Linked DNA regions of Homo sapiens: region 1 is linked to region 2. A link is a loop called in an ENCODE intact Hi-C map of the cell type or tissue named here. Cell type or tissue: mammary epithelial cell. All regions are shown on one strand. Each heading gives the region's core, and the rest is flanking DNA. Links, peaks and the distances in the headings are about the cores only. Region 1 overlaps ITGB1-DT (ITGB1 divergent transcript). Region 2 has its middle 39 kb from the start of IATPR.

Region 1 (15,641 bases), core at 2,801-10,800, 83 kb after region 2:
TAAAGCCATCAGATCTTGTGAGACTTATTCACAGCCACGAGAACAGCATGGGAAAGACCCGCCCCCATGATTAAATTGCCTCCCAATGAGACCTTCCCATGACACGTGGGAATTATGGGAGCTACAATTCAAGATGATATTTGAGTGGGGACACAGCCAAACCATATCACATACACACACACACACACACACACACACACACACACACACACACACCATGGAATACTACTCAGCCATTTAAAAAAAAGAGGAAAATAATGTCTTTTGCAGAAACTTGGATGGATCTGGAGGCCATCATCCTAAGTGAGGCAACTCAGGAATGGAAAACCAAATACCACATGCTCTCACTTACACATGGGAGCTAACCTTTGGGTACACAGGGGCATACAGAGATATAATGGGCTTTGGAGACTCAGAAGGGGGAAGTGTGGGAGGGGGATAAGGGATGAAAAATTATTATGTACAATGTTCACTGTTCGGGTGATGGGTACACTGAAAGCCCAGACTCCACCACCATACAATGCGTTCATGTAATCAAAAACCACCTTTACTCCTAAAGCTATTGAAATAAAGCAAAAAAAAAATTTTAACAATTCAATTTTGATAAGATTAAAAAGCAAAACAAAAAGCTATTGAGAAGGCAGAATGGAAGGACTTGGTGGATTTGATGTAGAGACTAAGGAAGAAGGAGCAGTCAGATGTTGGGCAGCCTGGGTGGATGGAGAACAGAGGTACAGTTAAGAAAAACAAGGATTGAGAGGGAGGTGGAAGGGGGCAGGAGAGCGATGGCTTTCCTTTGAAACATGTGGGACTTTAGAAGGCTGTGGGCCTTTTGGGTCAAGATCTCCAATGTACAATCAGGAATACAGAACTGGAGCTCAGAGGAGAGGGAGTTCTGGAAATGCAGATTTTAAAATCAGCCACCTGGCTGGGTGCAGTGGCTCACGCCTGTAATCCCAACACTTTGGGAAGCCAAGGTGGGTGGATCACCCGAGGTCAGGAGTTCAAGGACAGCCTGACCAACAAGGCGAAACCCTGTCTCTACTAAAAATAAAAAATTAGCCTGGCGTGGTGGCACATACCTGTAATTCCAGCTACTTGGGAGGCTGAGGCAGGAGAATCACTTGAACCCGGGAAGCAGAGGTTGGAATAAGCCAAGATCACACCACTGCACTCCAGCCTGGGCGACAGAGCAAGACTCCATCTCAAAAAATAAAAATAAATAAATAAAAACAAAATCACTCACCTCAACCTAAGAGTCAAAGCCGCAGGAACACATGAAAAACACCAGCCAAACAGGCATGATGGCTCACACCTGCAATCCCAGCACTTAGGGAGGCTGAGGCAGGAAGATCACTTGAGCCCAGGAGTTTGAGACCAGCCTGGGCAATGTAGTGAGACCCTGTCTTTACAAAAACAAAAATTAAAAATCACCCAGGCATGGTGGCGTGTGCCTGTAGTCCCAGCTACTTGGGAGGTGGAGGTGGAAGGATTGCTTGAGGACAGAAGTTCAAGACTAGCCTGGGTGACATAGGGAGACCTCATCTCCAAAAACAAACAAACACAACAAACAGCAGCTAGAGTATCAAAAAGAGGAGAAGAAAGTAAAAGTCAGAATGTTGAGAAACACCTACCCCGAGGCATCCCTCAGAGGAAGAAGAGGAGACAGAAATTAGGAACATTTAGGGCAGGAGCACGGAGACACTCCAGCAGACGGGGCCAAATAAATGAAAAATGGACAAGGAAGGAAGGAGAAGGAAAGCTCCACGTGACTGAATCTGTCCTAGGCTGGCCTCTCACTCTCTGGGCTCTGACGGTTTACAGTGACTGATGAGGGCTCTCATGGGTTCTCTAGAGATACCCTATGTGGGTGATGTTTTACCTTCGGTAAAGACAAGCCTGGGGCATTCCCTTCCTTGTCCTCTCTCCTCTCCTCTAATCTCACAGAGATAGAAAACCAGAGTGTCGGGGGATGTGGCTGGCAAATCAAAGCTCAAGTTGGAGAAAATCAAAGTCAACCACTCCCCTCCCTCTCAGCACCTACAATGGTAGGGAAAAGGGTATAGCTGTAACCTTGAATGAAGTGGCAAGTTTTGGTGATGTCTCTGAATGAGACATTAATTACTGATTAGAAGACTTCTCATTCCCTGAAGGTGACCATAAAAGTCATGGTGATCCAGGAGCAAGAGACTAATTAGCTCCACAGCACAAAGGAGCTATAGGAGACAAAAATAAAATGACTTAATAATTACACCCTGAAGCCATACTTGTTCAACATCGTGATTATAAAAGAATAAAGGTATTGGGACCACTGCTTTTCTCATGGGTAGCAGGATGTTGAACAGGACTTTTTCTGTTGTCTGGGAATTGTGGCCAAAAACCCAAGGTTGAAAACAGTAATACTAACGGCCCCTAAAGATAATTGACTTGGATGGAAGCCAGACACTTCTCCAAGGCTATTTGACCCTGCTACAATCAATCCACCATTTGCCCCCAGATCATATTTGCAAAAAACTAGTTGGAATTGGGAGTTGTTGACTTAGATGAAAGGTGCTGGGGCCTTTTCTCTCTCTTCCCCACTAGCAGGTGAAGGGGCAATGTACTCTTCAGTTTCTATTGCTTTCTAACAATTGGCACCAACTTAGTGGCTTAAAACAACATGAATTCACCAGCTCACGGCTCGGTAGCTAAGAAGTCCAGGCACCATGTAGCTGGGTTCTCGTTCAGGGTGCCACAAGGCTGGAACCAAGCTGTTGGCTGGCTGGGTTCACACCTGATGTTCCAAGTCCTCTTCCAGCTTCTTGTGGTTATTGGCAGAACTCAGTTCCTTGTAGCTATAGGACTGAGGTTTCCACTTCCTTGCTGACTGTCAGTCAGGGGCTGCTCTTAGAGGGCACCCACATTCCTCACCACATGACCCCTCCATCTTCAAAGCCAGCAAAGCTCCCAAGTTAAATGATTCTCATGCTTCAAATCCCTTTCCAGGAAGAGCCCAGCCCCTTTTTAGCACTTTCCTGATTAGGTCAGACCCACCCTCCGTAATATCCCTTTCTTTCTTTCTTTCTTTCTTTCTTTCTTTCTTTCTTTCTTTCTTTCTTTCTTTCTTTCTTTCTTTTTTTTTTCTTTTTCTTTTTTTTTTTTTTTTGAGACGGAGTCTCACTGTTTCACCAGGCTGGAGTGCAGTGGGGTGATCTCGGCTCACTGCAATCTCCACCTCCCAAGTTCAAGCGATTCTCCTGCCTCAGTCTCCCGAATAGGTAGGACTACAGGTGCGTGCCACCATGCCCAGCTAATTTTTGTATTTTTAGTAGAGATGGTGTTTCACCTTGTTGGCCAGGATGGTCTTGATCTCTTGACATTGTGATCCACTCACCTCAGCCTTCTAAAGTTCTGGGATTACAGGCATGAGTCACCACCCCCGACCAATAATATCCCTTTATTAAAGTCGACAGTGCCATATGTCAGGGACCTATTGCAGGAGCTGAGTCCATCATAATTGTAATCTTGGGGATTGTGCAAGGTGTCCACATCAGGGGCAGGCATCTTGGGGCTGGATTACAATTCTGCCTGACATGGGTATGCCCTCCCAAAAGCCACATACAGGGGGGCTCCAAAGGATCATTTGTGAAGAATAGGGGTGAAGGCAAGACTCACTGGCAGGCAGTCTTCAGGTGGACAGCCTCTGTTACAGCAGACCTGCTCCTCTGCTCTTCATGAAGAACAGAGGGCAGCAGTAACAAGGTCTACACCCCACCCCATGGCATGGCCAGGAGGTGAGAGCTGCCCTGGACATTGTAGAATGGGGAAAGCTCTGACCAGGCTTCCCAGGACAATACCTAAGCCACACTTGCTGTGAGCATGCCAGGGGGCATGGGGGCTGAGTGGTGCAGCCAGAAACATCAAGCCAGATGAGCTCCCCACATCAGCAAACTATACATGGGGAGGCAAGCACATCACCCTCCAAAGCACCCACCTGTGACCCACCTGGAGAGTCAGGTTTCTGATGCCTCCATCTACAGACATCAACAGCCAGGAAAGGCCGGGAGCAGTGGCTGAAGCCTGTAATCCCAGCACTTTGAGAGGCCTAGGTGAGCGGAACACTTGAGGTCAGGAGTTCAAGACCAGCCTGGTCAACATGGCGAATCCCCGTCTCTACTAAAAATACAATAATTAGCCGGGCATGGTGGCAGGTGTCTGTAGTCCCAGCTACTTGGGAGGCTAAGGCAGGAGAATTGCTTGAACCCGGGAGGTGGAGGTTGCAGTGAACCGAGATTGCCCCACTGCACTACAGCCTGGGCGACAAAGTGAGACTCCATCTAAAAAAAAAAAACAGCCGAGAGAGCTCCAACAACAGCAGCTAAATAAAAGCATTTGTCCCTTTTCTCTAATCACTTTGTTTCATGTCAACTACACAGCGGCTATAAGCAGAAGGTGAAAGAAATAAAAAAGCCAACCACTCCTCTCTCCTCTAGACAAGACTCTCCGTGCCTGGCAGCTCTTGGAGAAGGACATGAGCACTAATCTGACCAGAAATTTAAGTTTTGATCTGGACCCGACTGCATTTTATTTTATTTTTTTGAGACAGGCTCCCTCTGTCACCCAGGCTGGAGTGCAGTGGTGCAATCATAGCTCACTGCAGCCTCAAACTCCTGGGCTCAAGCAATCCTCCTACCTCAGCCTCTTGAGTGGCTGGGACTACAGGCATGAGCCACCGCGCCTGGTCCCCAACCGCATTATAACCGAGAAGCTGTGGGACCTATCATTAAGAGAAATGAAATGCAGATTCAACAGAACATATTGTAAGGTTGCATTTGGAGGAAAAATAAATACTTCTTGTGTGTTTCTCACTAAATTCATACCGTTTAATAAACCAATTACATTTACAAACATGCTGAACTCTCAACAGAGTGGTCTGAACTCTTGGGAGTAGACATAGTTCCAACTACCACAGAGAGTGGAAAAAAATTCAGAGTGGCCTTTCAACCAGAGCCCAGACACTGGAGTCTCAAAAATGTGTGCAAATGTACCGGGCACAGTGGCTCATGCCTATAATCCCAGCATTTTGGGAGGCCGAGGTAGGCGGATCACTTGAGGTCAGGAGTTCAAGACCAGCCTGGCCAACATGGTGAAACCCTGTCTCTACTAAAAATACAAAAATTAGTTGGGCGTGGTGGCTCGAGCCTATAATCCCAGCTACTAGGGAGGCTCAGACAGGAGAATCACTTGAACCTGAGAGGTGGAGGTTGCAGTGAGCCGAGATCCTGCCACTGCACTCCAGCCTGGGCAACAGAGCAAGACTCCATCTCAAAAAAAAAAATTGTGCAAAAGTGTGTGTGCACATCCATGAGTGTGTGTGAGACAGGGTGTGTTTGCATGTGAGCATGTGTGTGCAGAGTGAATATCAGGGTATCCACATGAGTGTGTGTGTGTATGAGGAACACATGAGATTGAACGTGTGTAATTGTATATCTCCAGTGACAGCACAGAGGAAGAGATGGTCCAAGACCAAAGAGGAAAGAAATGGCATAAGATGGGACAGTGTTCTATGATCTCTAACTGGCCAAAGAAAAATGAGAAACAAATTTAAAAGAAGACAGGTAAGTAAAGTAAGTTTAGCTGTAATTTGGATTCTCATTTAGGAACCAGGGTCTTAATCTAGAGGGAGAAGGAACTCAACATAATGTACTGTAATGGGGGTTTCCAGACTTGCTAACTTTATTCTCTCCCAAGCCATTTGTCTCTCTGTTAGTTTAATAATTTTCCACAGCTGCTGTGTAATATAACTACTGATGTACTACTGAGCCAATTTCTCCCAGCCAGTCCTACTGCCAGAGAAACTAATGGGAAGAGATAGCGCCAGGGTCTACCCTGCAAACCTGCAAGGGCTTGCAAATTGGGTCACAGTTTGCTCGTTGCTGAAGGGAACAGCACACACAGGCTGCCATCTCCATTTAATTTTTTTCTTTGTCTTGCAAACAGCAATATCTTTCTTTTGGAATTCTGAAGAAATCGATTGCTTTCATATTTCCCTGGCTCTTTAAGGAACAAAAAGCAAGTCCTGAAAAGTAAAGACATTCCTTTTAGGTCCAACTCACAGAAATTGTGGTGCAACAGCAGTGTTCGATTCCAGAAAGAGCAGGGATTCTATTTCTGTCAGTCTTATGTCTCCCTGAAACCATTTTACGATTATTTTGTGTCCTCTGTTTTCCCAGTTGGATGACTTAAACACCACCCCTGAGAGGCAGCTGTTTCCAGAATATTGCACAATTTATTGAGTTCATGAGAATCGTGATCGTTGGCAGCACCGAACTTCACGGAGGGAATCATAGGCACTTTAATTCCAATTTGTTGACTTATGGAGGAAGAAATTTCTCCCAGTGGTGTCCCTTCATCCAGGAACAAGAGCCATCAAAGTGTCACAGACTTAGAGCCGGAAGGGCTCTCCGCTAGTGTTTCTGCCAGTCCTCTTGGTTTTACACATGAGGAAACTGAGGCCCAGAGAAGTTACCCAGTAGCAGATCTGCAAGTCACCCAGTAGCAGATCTGCAAGGAGCTCTTAGCAATCCTGACTCCAAGTGTAATGCTCTTGCATTAGCTCTGTGCTGCCTCCTAGATGTTGGTCTTCTTAATGTTGATAGCACATTTGCTCAAATGTTTGCTAATATGGTTTGGCTGTGTCCTCACCCAAATCTCATCTTGAATTGTAGTTCCCATAATCCCCACTTGTCGTGGCAGGGACCCAGTGGGAGGTAATTTAATCATGGGTGTGGTTACCCTCATGCTGTTCTCATGATAGGGAGTGAAGTCTCACGAGATCTGATGGTTTTATAAACAAGAGTTCTCCTGCACAAGCTCTGTTGCCTGCTGCCATGTAAGAAGTCCCTTTGCTCTTCCTTCATCTTCCGCCATGATTGTGAGGCCTCCCCAGCCATAAGGAACCATGAGTTCATTAAACCTCTTTTTTTATAAATTACACAGTCTCCAGTATGTCTTTATTAGTAGCGTGAGAACAGACTAATACATTTGCCCTGCAAAACTTCCTTATTCTTAAGCAAAGTGATTTCCAAATTTTCTTCATTAGACACATAATTTAGAACTACGATTAACTAAACACTAACTGGGTGTCAATTACTGTACTATTTCCTGCACATGGACACATTTAGGGTCAAAGTACTGTACCAAGTATAATTTTCCTAGAAGCTATAAAATGTAGGGTATCAGTGAATGGAAAAAATAGAACATTAATTAATAAAAGAAATCTACTACAGAGAATCTTTTCCCCCTAAATATAACCATAGAGACTAGGCTGGTCATTATTTGCAGTTCACAAAAGAAAGAGGCTACAGAAATATTCACAGCTATTGAACGAGGTGGCTGGCAAGTGAATTTGGTGTAGGTGCATAAATTTGTGTGCTGGGGGTGTGTTATAAAAGAATAAAGTCTGGGTTCAGCTGGGTGATGGCAGGAAAAACAGGATCCCAGAAGGAGGCTGAAAGAGTTGGGAACAGATGGAATGACTGGCCTACATGTCAAGTCTCTTCAGCTGCCCACCTGGCCACAGAAAAGGCAAAGCTCTGCAAATGGATCATCTCGTTCTTACTGTAACACATAACAAGCAGTGGGCAACACAAACTCACCTGTGTCAATGGAAAGAGTTAAACTCTGTGACATATTTCAGAAGCTTTATTCTGAGTCAGATATGAGTGACCAAGGCCCGTGACACAGCCCCAAGAGGTCCTGAGAACATGTGCCCAAGGTGGTTGGGTTACAGCTTAATTTTATATCTTTTAGAGAGACAGAAGTTGTAGGCAGACATCAATTAATACATGTAAGGTGTACATTGGTTGGGTCTGGAAGCAGTTGTGGGGGACAGGCTGGGAGAGTGGGTATGGCTTCCAGGTCATAGTGGATTCAAAAATGTTCTGATTGCCAATCAGTTGAAAGCGTTAAGTTATTATCCAAAGACCTGGAATCAACAGAAAGGAAAGTCTTCTAGGTTAAGATAAGGGGTTGTGAAGACCAGGGATTTCATTATGCAAATGAAGCCTCTAGGCTGTAGAGAGAATAGAGAACAAATGTCTTTTATCAGACCTAAAAACTTGCCGAACCCTTAGTTAAATATCTCCCAGATGAGGTAAAGACCTAGAAAGGGAAGAGGATTCTCTACAGAATGTAGATTTCCTCACAAAAGACAGTTTTTCAGGGCCATTTAAAAAGATGTCAAAGAAATCTATTTTGGAGTAAAATACTTCAGTGTCTTTCAGGGCCTGCCATCTGTCCTATGATGCTATACTAGAGTCAGGTTGGAATTTGGTGTCTTCCCACTACAAAGAGTCTGCTTTGTCAGTCCTAAGATCTCTGTTTTAATGTTAACCCTGGTCAGTTGAGCCTGAATTCCAAAGGGAGGAGGGCATAAGGAGGTCTATCCAACAAGCCCCTCTTCCCATCACAGCTTGAACTAGTTTTTCAGGTTTACTTTGGAATGCCTCGGCCAAGAGGGAGATCCATTTAGTCATTCTGGAGGCTTAGAATTTTATTTTTGGTTTACACCTGTTATTTACCTTTTTTCTGCTACACTGGCAAAATAACCCCGTCTGCCCCTGAAAAAGGCTTCCTGGTAATCTCTCTCAGGAATCAGGGTGATTTCTCTAGTTGTTGGCGAGTTTGACAGATTGCAGGGGAAATGCTGCTTCATAATCCTGCTCCAGATGTGTTCTGACCCTAGAAGTGAACACCGAGAGCGTTCCGGTCCAACCCTACAGGAGACCAGGGAAGGAGCACCACCCAGAGAGAGAGTTCCGTACCTAAGTGCACCTTCATTTGGTATTTAAAAAAAAAAAAAAAAAAAAAAAAACAGCAAAGATGAAGGAATGTTGACAGGGCCACATGACATCAAACTAATCAGCAAGATCCCCCTCCAAGAAGTGTCTGAGTTCAAGGAATGAAAGTATTCTAATCAAACACAGAGCTTGAGAGGAGTATAAAAGACTTGGCAGAGAATCACTGAAGTAGGAAATTAATAAGGTTCAAACCTAGTGTTAAACAAGCCTTCTGAATTCCAAAATCCAACAAAGCATCTTTGGTTGTGTTCTGAAGTTAAAGAAACTATAGTCAAGGGTAACAAGAGGTAAGGGTCCCAGCTACAGGGGGCGGGGTGGGCCTTGGTTTGCTCAGTCCCCATTAAGCCAATGTTGGGGCAGGCAAAGACGGGATGAGATGAGAGAGGCTCCACCGTGCAAGCGTGAGGGCAGATCCTGCCTTTCTTTATGACGTTAATATTTTGTTCATCATGGATTTTTTCCCATTGACTTTTACATTTAAAAACATTTCACAGCTGGGTGCAGTGGCTCATGACTGTCATTCCAACACTTTGTGAAGCCAAGGTGGGTGAACTGATTGAGGCCTGGGCAATACAGAGAGACCCCATCTATACAAAAAACATATATAAATTAGCCAGGCATATGTATGCCTGTAGTCCCAGCTAATCTGGACTCTGAGGCTCTGGAGGATCCCTTGAGTCTGGGAGATGGAGGCTGCAGTGAGCCATGATTGTACCACTCCATTCCAGCCTGAGCAACAAAGTGAGGCTCTGCTTCAAAAATAAAAAAAAAAATTAAAAACACTAAAAAACTGACCAAAAAAAGACACAATATATATATATTTAAAAACCCACTTCATTTAAAATATAATTTATCTTGACTGCTGAGCTACTTTATGTCCCCTTAAATTTATTGTTCCCCATGAGTTCTCATTTGTTTCACTCTAGTCTCAGCCCCAGGAAAGAGGTTAATAGATGCAAGTGACAGATGTGAAAGATGGCGACAGAAAAGTCACCATCTCTTAAGGGTCCCCCAAGAAGATGTGGAGGTTTTAACCCCCAGTACCTTGGAATGTGACCTTATTTGGAAATAAGGTTATTGCAGATGTAATTAGTTAAGATGAAATCACACATGAGTAGGACACGCCCCTCATCCCACATGATTAGTGTCCTTATCAAAAGGGGAAATTTGGACACAGACATGCACCCAGGGAGAAGGCCATGTGAATATGAAGGCAGAGACTGGGGTGATGCTTCTATAAGAAAAGGAATCCCAAAGATCGCCAGCAAAGTGCCAGAAGCCACGAAATTAGCCGAGAATAGATTCTACCTCAGAGCCCACAATCCTGCAACAGCTTGATCTTGGACTTGGAGCCTCCAGAACTTTCAGACAATGAATGTCTGTTGTTGAAGCTGCTCAGTTCGTGGTTCTTTGTTATGGCAGTCCAAGGAAACTAACACACCATCCCTGGTCTTAAGGACAGACCGAGCACCTCTGTATCAACCAGCCCTACTTCAGCCCTGTAGCCAGGGAAGACCAAATCAGCTCTCAGCCCAGAGATAAGCACATCAACGCAAATACAGAGGCTATGAGGGCAGGGTGGGAGGGAAAAGCTTGCTCACTATGGGGAGGATGAGGCAGAGTTAGAACCAGGGCCATGATCACCATCAGAACACAACCACCTCATAAAAATGCCAGAGCCAGGCAGGTCAGGTGGACACACATCTCTGAGGATGGGTGGGTGATCAAAGCAAGTGGGAGCAAGAGAGAATGTAACATAGGACAGAAGAAATTTAGCATTGAGTAATCCTCTGGGACACAGCTGCTTCAACTTGAGACAGCCTATATGCATTTGACTGACTCTGTGCTTTTACAAGGCTCCTACTATGTGCTCAGCTCAGTAACAGTTGCTGTTATCAGAGTGTGTAAGAGTCAGGCATGGTGACTTATGCCTGTAATCCCAATGCTTTGGGAGGCTGAAGCAGGAGGATCACTTGAGGCCAGGGGTTCGAGACCAGCCTGGGCAACATAGCAAGATCCTATCAAGAAAGAAAGAGAAAGAGAGAGAGATAAAGAGAAAGAGGGTGAGAGAAAGAAAGAGAGAAGGAGAGAGAGGAAGGAAGGAGCTAGGGAGGGAGGGAGGGAGGGAGGAAGGAAGGAAGGAAGGAAGGAAGGAAGGAAGGAAGGAAGGAAGGAAAGAAGGGAGAGAGATAGAGAAACAGTGTGTGAGTATCAAAATGAGGGGGCAACACTGAACCCAAGCTAGATTGGGGCCATATCAGAACAAGAAGAAAAGGAGAGGTGTGAACAATGCTACTTCCTTGAGCTTGTCTTAAGGTTGGTCTATATGAAAAATTTGTCTTTGGTCTTTAAAAGGAAAAAAAAAAAAAACAGAAGAGATGGAGGAAGGAAGGAAAAAGAAGGAGAAAGGGAGAAAAGTCGTAAAAGCAGGAGAAAGAGTTGAAGGTCAGGTTCTTATTCCCCTGCATCTGATTTCGGACTTGGTCTCTACAGGAGCCAACTCCTGTTCACATTTCATTTTATTTTATTTATTTTTGAGACAGGTTCTCACTCTGTTGCCCAGGCTGGAGTGCAGTGGTATGATCTTGGCCCACTGCGACCTCCACTTCCTTGGTTCAGGCAATTCTCATGCCTGAGCCTCCCAAATAGCTGGAATTACAGGTGCCTGCCACCACGCCTGGCTAATTGTTGTATTTTTTGTAGAGACGGGGTTTCACCATGTTGGCCAGGCTAGTATCGAACTGCTGGGCTTAATTGATCTGCCTGACTCGGCCTCCCAAAGTGCTGGGATTACAGGTGTGAGCCACCACTCCCAGCCCTGTCCACATTTTAGATTCTTTTTCTGCCCTCCTGCTTGCACCAACTCTGAGGAGTAGGTGGATCTCCTTTGTGAAAACCTAAGCCTCATCAGCCAAGGTTGCTGTGTTAAAGATCAGTTCCCTTGCAAAGCACGACTTTTATCTTCTCTTGTGCACTCTGGATTCCAACTGCCCATGCAACAGGAAGAACAGGACTGGCTTCCACCTCAGGACAGGAGGCCTGGCCTCTCCTCTCTGGTGTCAAGGGGATTCTGGCTGGCCCAAACAACTGCCCTCGCCATGGGCAAAGGAGCCTTGACTGGTGGGTGCTGGTCATTGATACCAGGCAAGAATGAGATTAGGCATCACATGCTAAAGTGAATTCATTAGAGTCACTAATTTAACTTTCAAAAATCTCTTTTTCTCATCATTTTAAGGTTCCTCATTAACTACTTGAGGCTTGTTGCCTTTGGTTCCAATTTTTATCTTTACAACCAAAATGGTCCCTCTCTGTCCTGCTCCCTTTCCTAGGTCACTGGAGGGTGTAACCAATAGACTTTGCCTGGTGCTACGGTAGCAGGGCCCTGCCTATCATTTATTTTGGAGGGAAGGACAAGAGATAAAATAGGCAGAAATCCAGAGAAGAGGAAATAAAAGGCCAAACATTAGCTCCAGCCTAAAGCACATGGTGCAATCCAGCTTCTAGAGAGTTCTGTGCTGGGAAACAAGGTATTGGCAGGCAATTAACAAAGCCCACTTTGTTCCTCACTTGGCATAGATGCCATGAATTAGAACCTGGGCTAAATGACAAAATAAACTACTCATGCTGGTGTGATTCCTCAATCACAATTGACAGCTATTATTTAAATGAACATAGAAACATTTTTAAACGTTTCTGAAAAGTTAGTCTAAAACAGTCATTTTTTAAAATTGGATCAATGGCATCAGAATTTCCATTTCTGCCCACCCCACCCACTACCTCCTGCCACCAGATCAACTGAACTAGAATCTCTGGAGGTGGGTTAAACACATTTGAACAAGAGTGCCAAGTGATTTTAATGCATCCTGAAGTTCGAGGTCTGGAATATCATGTAGCACACTGTAAAATGAATCGGCATTTTCTTGCCCATGAATACAACATTCCAGTAAGTCCTTTTTTTACTATTTCTCAATGAGCTTCTCTTCCTCCTGCCCCCACTTTTTGCCTCCTAAATTAAACAGCTTCTCTTCTCTCTGCCTCAAAGTCTCCCCTGATCCATAGCCTAGATCTGATATTTTAGAATAGATTCTAGTGTTCATAGGATTATTTGGGTGAAATAATTACCTAGAGCTCCTCAGAGTTAAAAAGCTTCACATCTACAAATACAGACTCAATACCTAAGAAGTTAAATTTAGTCAAATAGCATTGCTTTGTAAAACCAAGAGAGATTTATCATTATAAAGGAGGAATTCTCTTTGAACCAAAATGTTGGTGACCATTAAAAACATGGTGGGACAAAAGGTAGAGATCCCATCCACCTGTAAGTCAGTGATTCTCAACCACAGGCAATTTTGTCCCCCCAAGGACACTTGGTAATGTCTGGAGGCATTTTTGGTCATCACAACAGGGAGATGCTACTGGAATCCACTGGGCCGAAGGCAGGGATGTGACTCAACATTCTACATTGCCCAAGACAGCTCCTAAAACAAAGAATTTCATGTCAAGCGCCAGCGTTGAAAAACCCTGTCATAAATCATAGGGCTGTTTTTCTAAAAGGTCAACCGGACTTGCTAAGATTAAATGAGAACTGGGTGACATTAGAGATAAGAAGCAACAACAGAGACACTCAAGAAAGCCAGGAGCAGAAGCTAGAGGGCACTGCAGTGAAGGAACGAGAACTGTGGATTTTTTGGGTAGTCTGACACTTGGGAAAGGGAAAGGGAGCTCATACTGAGGACAAATGTGGCAGACACTGTTGGTTTGTACCAGAATTAATTCTTCCCATCTTTCAAAGTGATATGATTAGAGCTGGGCATATCACTGCCCAAGGCCACACTGCATATCCTGGCTACCTGGCAGCTGAGTATGACCACGTGACTAAGTTCTCATCAATGAAGGGTGAGCTGATGTCATGTATGCAACTTCCACCCTGAAAGGAAATTGCTGCCCTTCTTCCTAGTGAGCTGAAACACGGACTAACCCATAACAAAGCCTCGGCCAGCAAACTCTACTAAAGATGTAGAAAGTGGCTGGGTGTGGTGGCTCACGCCTGTAATCACAGCACTTTAGGAGGCCGAGGTGGGCGGATCACCTGTGGTTGGGTGTTTGAGACCAGCCTGGCCAACATGGTGAAACCCTGTCTCTACTGAAAATACAAAAATTAGCCAGACGTGGTGACACGTACCGGTAGTCCCAGCTACCTGGGAGGCTGAGGTGGGAGAATGACTTGAACCTGGGAGGCAGAGGTTGCAGTGAGCCGAGATCATGCAACTGCACTCCAGCCTGGGCCACAGAGCAAGACCCTGTCTCAAAAAATAAAAAATAATAAATAATAAAAGTTGCAGATAGTAAATACTTTTGGCTTTGGGGTCCATTTGGTTTGTTGCAACTACTCAACTCTACCTGTTAAAGCAACTGTAGACAGTATGTTAACAAATGAGTGTGGCTGGGTGCCAATAAAACTTTATTTGCAAAAACAATCTGGGAGCCATCATTTGTATATCTCTTCCCTAGGAAACGACAGAAGAACAAGATGAAAGGATCATGGTCCCTGATAAACTTAATAAAGTGAGATACCCCACCAACTCAAATCATTGTTATTAACATGAGACAAAAATGAACATCTCTATTTTTTTTTTTTTTTTTGAGATGGAGTTTTGTTCTTCTTGCCCAGGCTGGAGTGCAATGGCACGATCTCGGCTCACTGCAACCTCCGACTCCCGGGTTCAAGTGATTCTCCTGCCTTAGCCTCCCAAGTAGATGGGATTACAGGCATGTGCCACCATGCCCGGCTAATTTTTGTATTTTTAGTAGAGACGGGGTTTCACCATGTTGGCCAGGCTAGTCTCGAACTCCTGACCTCAGGTGATCCACCTGCCTCGGCCTCCCGAAGTGCTGGGATTACAGGTGTGAGCCACCATGTCTGGTCCTCTATTTCTTAAATGCTGTAGCTTTGGGAGTCTTTGTTATAGCTACTTAATCAAACAGACTATAATTTTCAGACTGAGTTAGGCACCTTACATATTTTTTCATTTTAATCTCTATAAAAGCATTGTTAAAAGAAAAACCTTAGACAAATTAATTTAACAAGAGTTTAATTGAGCAAAAAACAATTAATGAACCAGGCAGCTCCAAACCAGAGTAGGCTCAGAGAGGCTCCAAAGCAGCCATGTGGTGGAAGAAGATTTATGTATAGAAAAAGGAAAGTGAAGGACAGAAAATGTAAGTGAGGTACAGAACCAACCGGAGTGGTTACAACTTGACAGTTGCCTTATTTGGACACAGTTTGAACAGTTGGCCATGTCTGATTGACCAAAACATGAATAGGTTACAGAATGTTTACACATCCAGTTAGGTTACAGTTCACTATGTACAGAGAAACCTTGAGGCCAGACTTAAAATATGTAAAGAGGCAGCTTTAGGCTAAATGTAATTTAACAAGATATTGAGATCAGTATTACCCTATTTTATAAATGGAGAATCCAAGGCTCAGGGACATTTACTGCCCTGTCCACAGTGGTAGGAAATAGCAGAGCTTGGATTTGTGGTTTGAATTCTGACCTATCTTACTTCAAGATTATGTATCTTTAAAAAAAAAAGTCATATACAAAGACATGCAAAGCACAACTATTTATGGTTTTAGGGGAAAAAGATTGATTCTGGGCTTGTTTTGCAACACTGTGCTATGTACCAGTAAACAATGGTAGGCAAATCACATGAAGAAAAGAGCACTCAGAGTTCTCCCAGTTATCAGCCCAAGTTATCTCCTAGTTATCTGGTTTGTCCTTTCAAAATCCAGCCCAA
Region 2 (15,641 bases), core at 2,446-10,445:
CAGCAGGTCATGCCTGTAATCCCAGTGCTTTGGGAGGCCAAGGCAGGCGGGTCACCTGAGGTCAGGAGTTCGAGACCAGCCTGGCCAACATAGTGAAACCCCGTCTCTACTAAAAATACAAAAATTTGCTGGTCGTGGTGGCACATGCCTGTAATCCCAGCTACTCAGGAGGCTGAGGCAAGAGAATCTCTTGAACCCAGGAGGCGGAGGTTGCGGTGAGCCAAGACTGCGCCATTGCCCTCCAGCCTGGGAGACAGAGTGACACTCCGTCTCAAAAAAAAAAAAAAAAAAAAGTCTAGACTTGAAGTCAGAAGAGCTGGGTTCCAGTCATGCACAGTGGCTCACACCTGTAGTCTCAATGATTTAGGATGCCAAAGAAGAAGGATCTCTTGAGGCCAAGAGTTCAAGACCAGCCTGGGGAACATAGTGAGACCTTGTCTCACAAAAATGTAAAAAGATTAGCCAGGTGTGATGGTGTGTGCCTATGGTCCCAGCTACTCAGGAGGAGTTCACGGCTGCAGTGAGCTATGATGGTGCCACTGCACTCAAGCCTGGGCAACAGAGCAAGACCCTGTCTCAAAAAAAAAAAAAACTGGGTACAAATTCTGACTCTGCTACAGGTGCAACATTGGAGCAGTCCTGTAACTTCTGCGGGTCCTAAAACCTCCCTCAAATAAAGGCAGAATTGAATTAGCCTATCATGAACACCTCCTTCTTGCCTAAAAAGTACTGTCATTTATTCCAATGGAGATACAGTGGAGATGTTGGCAGAGGAATTACTTGGGTTGATTAGAAAGATTACATTGGTAGTAGTCTGATAGGGGTGCACGTAGAGTTAGGAGAAAAAGACAAGGATGTCTATTAGGAAAAAGTTTGGAAACTCTGATTGGTGACCATGAGAAATAAAAGAGTAGATGCAGGGACATCTGCAAGTGCAAAGTATTCTTGTTACGAAATCACAAGGTAAAGTCCACCTCCTAACGCACAACAGCCAATTTGTCTGTCTTACAATCACTTGAGGCTGTTATTCTGAGCTCCAGGGAGTACACATGGAGGTAAAACATGAAGACATTAAAAGACAATGGAGGCAAGAAGACTTCAAGAAGATGCTTACTTCTCAGTTTGGTTGGCCAGAAGTATAGCAGCATCAGCCATTCTAAAAAGAACAACAAAAGCAGTAGCTAACTGGGTGCAGTGGCTCACTTCTGTAATTCCAGCCACTCAGGAGGCTGAGGTGGGAGGATCACTTGAGGCCAGGAGTTCGAGGTTAACCTGGCCAACATAGTGAGACTCCGTCTCTAAAAAAATTTTTAAAACAGAAAAGCTAATTTGGGGAAAAAGTAAACGAGGGCAATTTTAGGCATACTGAATGTGGGATAGCAATAAAATATTCTTTCATTTCACTTTTTACTTTTCAAAATGTGAATTGAATCGTCATCCCTCTGCTTTAAAATATTCAGATTTCCCATTGCTTTTAGAATAAAACCTGGTCACCGTACCCTGGTCTAGTGGTCCCCAGTGAGCCACACCTCCTGGTCTCTGTGCCTTGTGTGTTCTCTTTAAACATTGACTCTGGGCTTGGCTAACTGACACTAAGTGGCTGCTTAATAAGCATTTTACACATGGGCACTGTCCTCTGGACAGCAGTCACCATGCTGTAAAGAAGCTCCAGCAAGGCCAGGCGTGGTGGTTCACACCTGTAATCTTAGCACTTTGGAAGGCCAAGGCAGGTGGATCACTTGAGCTCAGGAGTTCAAGAGCAGCCTGGCCAACATAGTGAAACCCTATCTCCACTAAAAATACAAAAATGTGTCAAGTGTGATGGCGCACCCTTGTAATCCCAGCTACTTAGGAGGCTGAGGCAGGAGAATCACTTGAATCTGGGAGGCAGAGGTTGCAGTGAGCTGAGATCGCACCACTGCCCTCCAGCCTGGGCAACAGAGTGAGATTCTGTCTCAAAAAAAAAAGAAGCTCCAGCAAGATGAATGGGCAGTGAGAGGTCATGCAGCCAGGGACCCTAGAAGACAAGAGACCAGCTTGAGCCTTATAGCCCCAAGGGAGATCTCAGATAAAGGAAGCCACATGAGTGATGTCAGCTACCCTACATGGAGCAGAACTAGCCCGTGGGTGCAGTCAACCTATTCAACTGCTAGAAATAATACATCATTCTTGTGTTAATCCACTAAGTTTGGGGATAGTTTGTTACACAGCCATAGGTAACTGAAACCTGTGGTCTATAAGTTCTGCATGATCTGAGGACTTACAGATACTACAGTATACCTACATTAATAAATAATAACAGGGCTCCCTATCTGTTTCATTTCACCTCATGCCGTTTTACGCCGTGCTTGCTGAGGTCCAGATACACTGGTCTTTCAATGCCTTAAAAATGTCAAAAGCGCTGCCTATGCTTTCCTTTCTTAGTTAGCTCTCCCATGTGTCCCATTCACCCAGTTGTCCCTTATTAATTGTCCAGGTTGCAATTTAAATATCCTTTCCTCTTAGAGGTCTTCACTGACCCCTCAACTTAAACTTTGTCCCCTGTTACTCTCTTTAAAAGGCCCTGTTCTTGAGGCTGGGTGCAGTGGCTTACGCCTGTAATCCCAGCACTTTGGGAGGCCGAGGCAGATGGATCACTTGAGGTCAGGAGCTCAAGACCAGCCTGGCCAACATGGTGAAACCCCATCTCTACTAAAAATTCAAAAATTAACTGAGCGTGGTAGTGGGTGCCTGTAATCCCAGCTACTCAGGAGGCTGAGGCAGGAGAATCTCTTGAACCCAGGAGGTGGAGGCTGCAGTAAGTTGAGATCACACCACTGCTCTCCAGCCTGGGCGACAGAGCGAGGAGACTCCATCTCAAAAAAAAAAAAAAAAAAAAGAGGCCCTGTTCTTTTGCCACACTGTACTGATTAAGATATTAATGATATGCTGGTTTAAGTAACTGTTTGCATCTGTCTCCTGCTGAGCTGTGAGAGCGGGGCAGGCAGTGAGAATGTAGGGAATGTGGGTCTCGAGCTCCAGGGGAGGTTGATGTGGAGAAACAGGTCAAGCACGGAGGCATTTCCGGGTGGAACTGACAGACAGGTGTAGTGCTGGTAGCAGATGGGCCAAGAGGCTGGGGTCCGAGAACAGTCAGGAGCAACAGTCAACTTTGAAGGAGCAAGTTGACTAAGAGGCAGGAATGTCCATGAAGTATGACAGCCGCCAGTGAGAAGACCTAGCCTCACAGCTGGGCTAAGAACTAGGAACGCAGTTCCCAGGAAGAAGCTAGAACCGGTGTCAGCCAAATCCCCACTTTTAAAGAATCTCCCCTCCTTGAGGCTCTCATTAGAAGTTCCAAGAGCCCCCCAACACACATACAGTGAAATTCTCTGCATCCTCCACGCCCAAGTCTCTCCTGAGTTTCTCTGGGATGCCTCTCTTTGTGATGTTGCTTCCTCTGAATTCTCCATCTCTCTGGAGCCTCACATCCAGTACCTCATCTCTTCTTACCCCATCACAACTAAACAGGCAACACCGCCCGGATAAAGAACACAACACCTTTTGTTTAATCCCCCTAAGTAGCCATGCACACAGGTCATTGTTTAAAGCAGAGTTTTACTTAAAGTCTTTAAGTAAAAATGGGTGTGCTGTGGAATAGGGCAGTAGGGAGTTGACAGAGGAGTTATTAAAAGCCACATCATTATCAAATAACTGAAAGCAGAACTGCATGATCCATCCCCTCACCTTATGCAGCTATTTCCAACATGGGGGACACCTCCATGGGCTTCTCAAGAAAGCCCCGGCACCACAAGGCACTCCAAGCTACTCCTCTGCTAAGGTGCTTAGAACATTTTCTCTTCTTTCTTGCATTTTCCACCCTTCACTCCTTCCCACTCCAACCCCTGGAGTCCGAGAGCAGGCAGGATATTTATTTAGTATTGATAATATAATTGCTATTTAAGACCTTGCCATGTGCCTGGTACTATTTTAAGCACTTCACATGCATGTATTATTTCATCCTTACAACAAGCCCACTGGCTAGATATAATCATCATTATCACCACTTGCAAAGTATGAAACGGCGGCACAAGGAGGTTAAGGAATATGAAGGAGATGGCCCAGCCAGCATGTGGCGGAGGCAGGATTGAGGAATTGGCAGTATGACTCCAGGTTCATGCTCTCTGCCTCCCCTAACCAGCTATACCAGGGACTCTTACTCTCTCTTTTTCTGACATTCCAGGCCCCAAACTAAAAACTCCTCCCATTTTTTGGTACCCAGCAATTCACCTTTTTTTTAAATGAGTATTTTTATGTATTCATTTATTTGCTTGTTTGTTTCTTTAATTTCTATTGGTTTTGGGGGGAACAGGTGTTTGGTTACATGCGTAAGTTCTTTAGTGGTGATTTCTCATTTTGGTGCACCCGTCACCTGAGCAGTGTACACTGTACCCAATGTGTAGTCTTTTACCCCTCACTCCCCTCCCACCCTCTCCCCCCGAGTCCCCAAAGTCCATTGTATCATTCTTTTTTTTTTTTTTTTGAGGCGGAGTCTCACTCTTTCGCCCAGGCTGGAGTGCAGTGGCGCGATCTCGGCTCACTGCAAGCTCCGCCTCCCGGGTTCACACCATTCTCCTGCCTCAGCCTTCCGAGTAGCTGGGACTACAGGCGCCCGCCACCGCGTCCGGCTAATTTTTTGTATTTTTAGTAGAGACGGGGTTTCACCGTGTTAGCTAGGATGGTCTCGATCTCCTGACTTCGTGATCCACGCGCCTCGGCCTCCCAAAGTGCTGGGATTACAGGCGTGATCACGCCACCGCGCCCGGCCAGTCCATTGTATCATTCTTATGCCTTTGCGTCCTCATAGCTTAGCTCCCACTTACGAGTGAGAACATACTATGCTTGGTTTTCCATTCCTGAGTTACCTCACTCAGAATAATAGTCTCCAATCCCATCCAGTTGCTGCAAATGCCATCATTTCATTCCTCTTTACGGCTGAGTAGTATTCTATGGTATATCTGTTTATATATCTATATCTATCTATCTACCACATTTTCTGTATCCACTCATTGATTGATGGGCATTAATGACTTCTTTTCCTCTGGGTAGATACCCAGTAGTGGGATCAGCTTCTTTTTTTTTTTTTTTTAGTCTTGTCCTAAGGCAAACCCATAGGCTTATTTAAGGCAAAGCAAGATTACAGATCTTTAATATTCTTCATTGATCTCTTCTCTGTGGCTCTTCCTTGGAAGAATCGTTTTGAGCTAATTCTTACTGTCCTACGGCAGGGCAGGCTCCTTCCTAAGCCAAGGTCAAGCAAACACTTACCAAGACGCAAGGAAGAGGTAAAGGTGCCTTGGTGCCCCCTCTCTCCGTAAGTGCAATTAGACAGTTGCCCATTTCAATCTGAATATATACAGCTTGACTAACTGACTCGCAGCCATGCCGTCCATTCATTTCCACTTGAATATGTACCATCCCCTGAAGTTTATTATAAAAAAATTGACCCGTACCAGGTTTTTCACTATCAGAGAAAGAATCAATGCAGTAACCTTGAAATAAAATTTTAAAAAATTATGAATGTCTGTGGCAGTCATTTTTCACCATTTTGTGGCCTTACATTTTTGTGGCTTTTGCTCATTTTAATATGCTGCTTGGGTGCCATGATCCCTTTTTGACAGAGAAAAAACAAAGGTGGTAACCACCTGACCAAGTTCACCCAAATAAACACATAATGGCCAAGGCAGAAATGAAACCTGGCTCCTTGCAGAGAAACCTGACTCCTGAAATTCACTGTCACTTGTTTCAACTCTTTTTTGTACTCAGCCTTGTCTCAAAGACTAATGGTCTCTATTTCTGTGCAGCTCCAGGAGGAGTTGTTAGTGAGACACAGAGTGGAGGGAAGAATAGGATTTCAGAGGGGACAAGAAGGAAAATGCCGGAATCTTGCAATATTAAATCATGGAAATGGAGATGGGAACATATAAGGTCCCGTAATCTTAGAGGTTCACATAGCATTAGCTCTTCAAGAAATAGTATCGGAATATGATGCAATCCCAGTGGGACTGAAAATGTGTCATTTCCTGTTGAGGAGCAATGACTTTTAGGTATTTGGTGCCAATGTGTCTGCATGCTGTTCTAATAGGAAAGAGAACAAGACATTGGTGGGGATCATTGCTGTCAGAGAAGACTCAGGAGTATATGGTCCTTCCTAGCACACTCGAGGGTAGGGTCTCTGGATGATACTACAGAGCATTTTCACCTCCTCTGGTATGAAGATTTTCAGAAAACCAGCTGGTGACCATCTCACTCCATACATAAAGGAAGTGTGGGCAAGATGGTGTAGAGGAAACCCAGCAATGGACTGGACTGATTGAAGAAAAGAATCAGGAAAGAAAAGCCGTTCCTCAAGAGCCTCCTAAGGAATCTTGGTTATTTAAGATATTTCTATAGAGACGATGGTATAGACTAATGTTTATGGGAAGTGCCATATACAACTACATCCCTCTTGAAGAATCTCAGTGTATCTCACCACACTAAAGCCATTTTGATATGCTAAAGTACACTTTAATCCAGAATTCCCCAAATTTACTTACTCATGGAAAAATTTGCATATTCAATACTTTGATAATGTCCCCATTCTAAGAAATGGTTGAATAGCAATAGACTAAGAAACATATTTGTTTGTACAAATGAATATCAGGGCACATTATGGTTAGAAACTTTACCCCAAGATGTAAAGAAGTGATTCTTGAGACATTTGGTCTCATTGAGCAAATAAAGGACCAAAAAAAAAAAAAAAAGCCTTAGAACAGTCTCGATATGCAAGACTGCGATGTGCGATGTACAGGAATCTCTTAGGGAGAAATTCTTGGCCAGAATTTACAACTTGTTCCCTATCCGTTTCTATCAACAAATGCTTCATGCTAATGAGTCTGGCGTTATCACTCATCATCATCTCCATGTTAATCACCGTGATTGCCTCAGTTGTGCGTTTATAACACTAAGTTAAACAATGCAGACAACACTTTCTTCTTCCCTGACTGTGACAGTGTATCATAATTGAGTCATTTCTGCCCCCCTGGTCACCTTGGTATTCTCGGAAGTGCATTCTCTGTATATTAATCCTCTAGTTAAATATTGATAGCAAGCCTCTGCCTTCATATTTACTTTGTTGCTCCATTATTGCTACATACGTGGTGATTATTTGTTTCTGTCTTTTCAGCCTGTTTAATCAGGACTGAGTCAACGTTCTCTATGTTTAACCTTCTTGTCCAATCATTGTTGGAGAGTGTTTTGGAGAATATTCTGAAATCAGCTTGGAAAGAATTCTCTGCACTTGGTGTATGCCCCATCATAACCAGTAGGGGTCAGAAGGGCATTTCTCTCTGGGGTCAGGTGGTTGGTGGTGAGAAAGCAAAGTCCTGGAGGCATTGTCTTGGGTTGAACATCTCTCCTTAAACATTGTCTCCAAAAAGTAGATGAGAGAGAGAGACAGAGAGAGAGAGAGAGAGAGAGAGAGAGAGAAATGTCACAGGGCCAACCTGACAGCTCTTGTGTTTTTAATGGAGTGTTGGCCCTGGAGCTCTCACAGGATATGAATTTGCAACAAAAGTGGCTATCCCAAAAAGGGCTATGGAGTGGCAGAAAATGTGCCTGCCAAAAATAGAGACCTGGGTGCGATCCCTGGTCTTGATGAGTGTCTATTGGAGATTTCTGGGCAAGTAACTGAACTCTTTCCATTTGTGCCAGCTGATCACGGTCTTGTGAGAGCATTAAGTGATACATGAACAGGGAGCATATTTGAAAATACACCATTCTCTGCTACTACAGAAAGATGCACTAAAGCATAGAAATGGAAATATCATCCTTGAAGGCAAGCAAGTCATTCTGCTTTAATGAGAATGGTGTGTGTGGTGGCAGTCTTCAGCTCCAAACTGAAAGCTGTGAACCACCCCCAGAGCAGAAAGACCACCATTGCTTCCCATATGTGTGTATTTTAGGAAGGGGTGATGATTAAGTCTTAGACACCATTTTTGTCACTACCAAAAGAAAAAGACTAAACAGATGTTCTCTGGGCCCTTTCCAAGCCCTGGTTTATTTTGTTCATCAGTGACTTCGGAAGTCTCTTCCCGACCCTTCACTCTTGCAGAAGAGAGGCAAGTAAGAAGTGAATCTTTCAGAAGATGACAATCTGATTTCCAACAATAGTGTCTTGCAGTTTAAAGATTTTAAATAAGTATCATTTGCAAATACATTGTTTAAAGTTTCCCCAGAGATTGCTAGTAAGGCGAATAGCCCTTTGCATTGGTAGAGAAGGAGGACAGAGTCCTAAGTTTTCCAGCGATTTTCAGGTGATCCCTTCCATTCTCCAAGTCCAGGGGAATTTGAGGCTTCTGTGGCATTAGTGATGCCGACAGGCATAAAAACTGAAATCTGAATATCTAAGCTCTGAGTAGTCTGCTTGTTTTGTGTTTGACCCATTATTCAATGGTTGGTGAGTATTTGCCATTCCTCTAAAACTTCGTATTTTGTCACGTTGCCATACTTCTGGAAAATGCCTGGAATACTCCCTCCCCATTCCCTTGGGATTTTCTACTCATTCTTGGAGCTGCAGCTCAAATTTTCCATTCAATGAGATTCTTCTTTGTCCCCGCAAGTGAGAGAGAGAGAGACAGCCACCATCTGTGTCTCCAGAGGGCCTTGTACAGGCGCTATTTATAGCAGCATCATATTATAATTAAATTATGTATTTGTTTTCTGTATTTGTCAGGCTATGGTCAATAAAATAAAGCCCTTTCCAGGTAGTTCAACAGGAGGAATTTAATGCAATAAGCCAGTTACAAAGATGTTGAGAGAGTGAATAAACCAAAGAAGACGTAAGGGGGCATCTCAGATTTTAGTTACACTAGGAAGCTGCTAGCAGTCACAGGGCTAAAAGAACAAAGGTAAAGCATAAGCTGTTACCAGAGCCCAGCAGTCAAGGCTCCCTGGCTAGATCTGGTCCAGTGGAACTAGGATCACTGGAACACCACCTGAAGCAAAGAGAGATGGGGATGATTCTCCCACCATCTACCCAATACCCATCCTCCAATCTCAAGCCAGTGTCCCCACGGCCTTAAACAGAGACCAACGCCTGTTGCTAAGGCTATCTGGGAAATGCAGATTTCAGAGAATGGCCAAGGACTGGATGTGACAGCAAAGAAGCAAGTAACTGCCTCCCATACCCATCTCTCTCAGTAGACACAGAGTTTCATTCTGATTTCTCCAGCACAAGAAAGATACTACACGAGTTTGCTGAGTAAAGTGCTGAACTGAAAGTAAGATCCATTTCCTTTGTATTCTTGTCAAAGGAGCTTATGCCTCTTTAGAAAAATAATACCAACCTTCTTAGCCTAGCCTAAACCATTTTCTTTTTTCCTCCCTTCAGTTACGGTGTTTCCATCTTTGTCTGTTGGCTTTGTACAGTCTACACATTCTCAAACTTCCAGGAGGATGAGAAGCCACTGGTAATCTTGTTTGAAATTTGCATTGAATTTAGTTCTCTGCTCCCAAGGGCCCTGCTCTGTAGGCCAGTCAGGCTAAGAAAGGAGCTGCTTTGCTCTCAGAAACTTTTTAAGTCTTTTCGTTACCAATTTGCCAGCGTGAGCACATAATGAGGTCTTGGAGTAGCAGATAGGGAATTCGTTTCTCAGCCAAGTGGCTGAACTTGTAGCCATCAGATCGTGGACCATTATCTATAATCACTTCACAGATATTCCACAAAGATAATTTTCTTTGTATGATTAAAAAAAAAAAGCCAGGTCTTTCTCAAGGCTTTCATTAAGCCTGGGCCAAAGCAAGATGAGCTCATGTTGATACCTAAGAGGGTGTGTATCTCTTCTCTAAGATGAAACCATGGGGCTTCAGTCCTAGCTGTGAAGCTACCTTCCAAGAAGCAACCAACGGTAACTATATGAATGGGCGTTTACTAGTCTCTGAATCTCTGGGCTGTTTCCCATTCGTCAATTTTTACATGCAGGATCTGTGTTGGTGATGTCTATTTGTCATGACATTCCTCAGAACCTGCTTATACATCAGCTTAGCACCAGATTCCTTGCTCAAGTTCAGGGGGATACAAGATCATAAGCTACTCTGTGGAGAAACAAATCTGGAAAACTCCATGAGAAAAAAAAGTTCTTGTTTGAGAAAGATGGGTAAGTTGGGGACAGTGGTTTGCTGAAGCCAACTTGTGAAGACCCCCAAAAGCTGATTGAGTGCATCTCTTCCCAACTCTGTGTTCAAAATGGCATCATGCTGGTAGCTTGAAATTGACCAGAATGTTGAGTAGTTACACCACAAAGGCTGGCAAACACTGCAACTCGGGGCTTGTTACTATTAAGTCTTCTCAGAAATCTGGTTGCAAAACATGTACCTCTTGAAGGAGAAGAATCCCATCTTTGCCAACCTCTACCCTTTGATAAAGTCCATCAAATAAGGATTACTAAGAACATACTTGTGGCCAAAAAAAAAAAAAAAATAGGTTTGTTAACCAGCTACGACAAGGTTGATGGAACACCACGGGAATTGTGGAGCATCTCATTAAGATGGGGTTGCAGCGGGGCTTGTTATGGGTTTTGGGCTTGTGCAGAATGATTTTTAAGAGGGGCTAGGGAAGATGGAAAGCTCTATATTGGACGCTGCCATGAAGAACAGGCGTTTAGAAACTAGGTATGCAGCAATCATTATTCAGGAGGAAGAAGAGTGAAGTGGGGCTGAGGGAGTCACTGGGAAAGAAGTCGCCATTAGGTAGGAAAGCAATAATTGCTCAAAAGGACAGAGGTTGCCCATCCCTCTGCAGCTGTGGGATGGCCTGGGAGGCACGCTGTAAATTTATGTGGTCTTGGCCAAGTCCCATCACGAACTTTTTTTTTCTTTGTAGATTCTATTGGGAACATCATAGTCTGATAACCAGCAGGTCTAAGACTTGGACTCAGGGTCCTGTTTCCTTGGAAACAGCAAAGTTAAGATAACTGTGGAATGTTGTGTTCAAACTTCTTATCGTCTGGTTTGGAAACCGAGGCTGCTTCCCTATGTCAAAGTGACCCATGAGGCTTGGCCCCTCCACAAGAACGGGCTGCCCTTTCCCATCAAAGCGAACCAAACAGCAAACTTTCTCAGAGCGTGGGATCTTAGAAAACATGGGTTCTCCACAGTTTCACTGAGGTTGGTTAACAAAATCAGTTTTTTCTGGTTCACACCTTCTACTACCCTTCATCCACTCACCATTGCTGACTTCATGCTCACTCGTCTTGCTACTAGATTCACAGGGAACGTGGTTGCATTCTTGCCCAAAGAAAGTACAAATATGATAAAAGATTTCAAAAACCTTTATATCTTTTTCTTATTTTTTATTTTTTAGAGACAGGATCTCATTATGTTGCCCAGGCTGGCCTCGAACTCCTGGGCTCAAGTGATCCTCCAGGCTTAGCTTCCCAAGTAGCTGGAACTAGAGGTGTGCACCACGCTGCCTGGCTCAAGACTTATATTTCTGAAACACCTGTTGTCTCCAGAACTGAACACAGTGCCTGGCACAAAGTAAGTACCTAATAAATGCCTATGGGATAAAATGCCATAGGATGAGAGATATTTGGGAGTGATATAGGACTTCGGCATGTCTCAGCCCACACTGTGTGGATAGCTCACACTGTGTATTTACAGGTCATTTGTTGCAATAATGGTCAAGTTCCTTTTTCAGTAGCAAGTTCTCTCCAATGTCAGGTGGATAGGAAGGCAAATGTGGTATCTGCAGCTGTGTCCTGTAGGTGTGGCCCTTGCTGGGAGTAAACATAAAACATGGTCTTTTTCTACCATTCACATCCCTAAGGCAACATGCCACAAATGACCAGCACTTTCAGCATTGCTTCTCTTAATGTGGTCTCCACACCACCTGCACCAGACTCACCTGAGATGTTTGTTTTTAAAAATGCAAATTCTCCTCTCCACCCCAGATCGACGGAATTGGAAACTTTAACACTGGAAACCAAGGCCTGCAGTTTTCACAATCTTCCCCACGCAATGCTTGTGCATGCTCAAGTTTGAGAACAACTGATCCACATGATGTGACTTTTTTTTTTCCTTATGGTCTCCTCATCTAACAAATCAACAGGAATGTATTGATGCTGGACAGTCATTCACTTGTCCACTCAAGCAACATTGACTGAGTGTCAGGTACAGAGGTAACCGCACTGAAGAAAATACTCAAGGTGCCTACAGTTGCCCAGGAAACCCATCTGTCAAGGTTGTTTGCCCTGAAGAGAGAGAGGTTTTGTTTGACTTTGTTTAGATGAAAAAGATAAAAATGGCATCATGCTTCCTGACCAACAATCAGAGATGTTAATATTTCCAAGCTAAGCTGTTGAACAGGGTTACTTCTCAGAGGATGGGTTTGGTTGGGAGGGGGTAGTGTAATAAACTTGATTGCACCACCCCAATTTTTGTTGTGCCCTCTCTCCCATCCACTCTCCACCTCCGAGGCTCTCAGCGGAGAGCTCAGTGCACAGCCTAGTACCCTAGCCATTGCTTCCTCTCCAGTGGACTCAGCTTCTCTCCTGGCACCTGCCGTGGTGGGAGCTGAAGCACGAAGAACTATAGATCCCATGCCCTGGCCCCACATGACCAGATCCCTTGGAGGGTCTGCTTCTCCCATCCCTCCCAGACTTCAGTGATGTTCAAGGATCTCGCTTGCTCAAAGCCTACAGGCCCTGGGATGCCCGCATGGGGCAAACTGGCCAATAAAGAACAAGACAGGCATCGCTGTCGTTCTTGGGCTCCTCTGCTTTGGGATCCTATGTTTCTTAATGTACTGTCAAATTTAATTATAGACTAAAGACATTTGCTGATGTGTAGGTACTCATATTTTCCATATCTCTGCAGCTGTTGGAGGATATGATCTTGCCAAATGAGAGATTAAACCAAGAAACAAGAAGTCACAGGATCTAGAACACACAGGCTCAAAAATAAAACGATGGCAAAAGGAAGTTGAGCCAGTTCTCTGAATTCCTTCTCTGCTACTACATGACCTCTCTAAGGGCTGAACGAAAGAACAGATGAACTAAAAATGCTTTGAAAAAGTGTTTGATAGCAAACATCCTCACATTGACTGGCCTGCAGAACAGAGCCTTAAAGAACAAATAATCTTACATGAATTTAGTGCCAACTGCAAGAGGATGACCAGCATTTTCTTATCAATCTTTCAGCTAAGCATAGAATTTTAGGCTGGGGCCAGGCACGGTGGCTCACGCCTATAATCCCAGCACTTTGGGAGGCCCAGGTGGGCAGATCACCTGAGGTCACGAGTTCGAGACCAGACTGACCAACATGGAGAAACCCTGTCTCTATTAAAAATACAAAATCAGTCCCAGGCGTGGTATCACGTGCCTGTAATCCCAGCTACTCGGGAGGCTAGGCAGAAGAATCACTTGAACCCAGGAGGTGGAGGTTGTGGTGAGCCGAGATCACACCATTGCTCTCCAACCTGGGCAACAAGAGTGAAACTCCATCTCAAAAATAATAATAATAATAATTTTAGGTTGGAAATCATTTTCCCTTTGCATGTGGAAGGCTTTGGTCCATTGCCTTGTGGCTCATGGTGTTGCTGTTGGAAAATCCAGTACTATTCTTTTTCCTAATCCTTCTTTTAAGGCTGATTTCTGGAATCTTTTAGGTCATTCCATGACCACAGGTTCCATGATGCTACGTCTCTATGTAGGCGTATTTTCAGTCTTTGATATGTTCTCAGCATATTATGGGCTATTTCAATCTAGAAACTTGTGTCCATCAGCTCTGGGAAGTTTTCTTGTATTAATATTTTAATAATTCTGTGCACTCTATTTTCTTATTTCCTGTTTCTGGAATTCCTGTCCATCAGATCTTGGATTTCCTCATTCAATTCTGATTTTCCAGTTTTTCATTTTCTATTTTCCATGTCTGTTTTTTTAAAAAAATCCATTTCCCTCTTCTAACCTTTGTAATAAAATGCTGTAAGAGGAGATATTCTAGTTTTGGGTTTTTTGTTTGTTTGTTTGTCTATGACAGAGTCTCACTCTGTCGCCCAGGCTGGAGTGGAGTGACGCAATCTTGGCTCACTGCAACCTCCATCTCCTGGGTTCAAGGGATTCTCTTGCCTCAGCCTCCCAAGTAGCTGGGATTACAGGTACACACCACCACACCCAGCTAATTTTTTTGTATTTTTAGTAAGACGGGGTTTCACCATGTTGGCCAGGCTGGTCTCAAACTCTTGATCTCAAGTGATCTGCCTGCCTTGGCCTCCCAAAGTGCTGGGATTACAGGAGTGAGCCACCATGCTAGTTTTAATCTCCATAGCTTCATTCGTATTCTCTAATTATTCCTTTTTCTTTTCTTTTTTTAAATTATGGAAAAACACATATCACACAAACTTTGCCGCTTTAAACATTTTTTAAGTGCACGACTTAATGGCATTAAGTACATTCACAATGTTGTACAACCACTTCACAAGCCAGTTCCATAACTTTTTCATCCAATATGAAAACTCTACCCATTAAACAACTTTCCATTCCTCCCTCGCCCCAGTGCCTGTAAATCACCATTCTACTTTCTGTCTCTATGAATTTGACTACTGTAGGTACCTCATATAAGTGGAATCACATGGTATTTATCCTTTTGTGTCTGGTATATTTAGATAAGCATGTTTTTGAGGTTCACCCATGTTGCAACATGTATCAGAATTTCATTCCTTTGTAAGACTGAAAAATATTCCACTGTATGTATATACCATCTTCTATTTATTCATTCATTCATCAATGAACATTTGAGTTGTTTCTAACTTTTGACTATTGTGTATAATGTAGCTATAAACATGGGTGTACAATATCTGCTTAAGTCCCTGCTTTTAATTCTTTTCTTTGTGATTGCTGTGGTTCAGCATTTCCCAAATGATGTTTTGAGGAATTGTGTTTACAAGGGTGTTAATCAAAATATATAAAGAAAGGATTCCATGGCCAAATAAAACAAGGGAATTGTTAGGTCACAAGCAATGTCCGGCAATGGCAATATCTTTTCAACAAGTTGGGTAGCACTCTTCAATAAATGCCTTCCGAGCCAACTTAAAATCCACATAAACTTATTGACATTAATGATATAATTCATCTCATTGTGGCACGTCTCTTATTATTACGAACACACACATATGGGAAACACATACACAGTGTTGGTCCATTTCACATTGCTATAAAAGAATACCTGAAACTGGGCAGTTTATAAGGAAAAGAGGTTTATTTGGCTCACGGTTCTGCAGGCTGTATAAGCATGGCACCAGCATCTGCTCAGCTTCTGGTGAGGCCTCAAGAAGCTTTTACTCATGGCAGAAGGTGAAGGGGGAGCAGGCATGTCACATGGGAAGAAAGGAAGTAAGAGAGAGGGGAGGAGATGCCAGGATCTTTTAAACAACCAGCTCTCGAGTGAACTAACAGAGCCAGGACTCACTCATTAGTTCGGGGAAGGCACCAGGCCATTCATGAGGGATCTGCCCCCACAACAAAGACACCTCCCACCAGGCCCCACCTCCAGCTCTGGGGATCTCATTCCAACACAAGGTTTGGAGGGGACAAACATCCAAACGATCACACACCTATATTAGATTC

What was found. A loop is a pair of places that touch in the nucleus more often than their neighbours do. Peaks named below come from ENCODE experiments on the same cell type or tissue, not always from the same donor. Only the 100,000 strongest peaks of a DNase experiment are listed, where the experiment ranks them.
Region 1: it touches region 2 in a loop (5-fold over the local background); 4 of 110 quality-filtered maps call a loop at or near these places.

Annotation. Positions count from the first base shown.
Region 1 is chr10:33,064,818-33,080,458 of GRCh38, reverse strand. All of the region lies in intron 2 of ITGB1-DT (ITGB1 divergent transcript), which reads right to left. IATPR (ITGB1 adjacent tumor promoting lncRNA) reads left to right here. Exons shown (of 3, transcript NR_160030.1): 2 at 5,476-5,597; 3 at 6,213-6,433. Among named protein-coding and RNA genes, the nearest start is that of IATPR, 44 kb to the left of the region's middle. RefSeq lists an enhancer at 4,029-4,530. In mammary epithelial cell, for the core only: a CTCF peak has its summit at 6,616; no DNase peak of the experiment used is centred there.
Region 2 is chr10:33,147,715-33,163,355 of GRCh38, reverse strand. No RefSeq gene overlaps it. Among named protein-coding and RNA genes, the nearest start is that of IATPR, 39 kb to the right of the region's middle. In mammary epithelial cell, for the core only: a CTCF peak has its summit at 7,343 (motif pointing right); DNase peaks (open chromatin) are centred at 6,035 and 7,295; H3K27ac peaks cover 1,120 bases.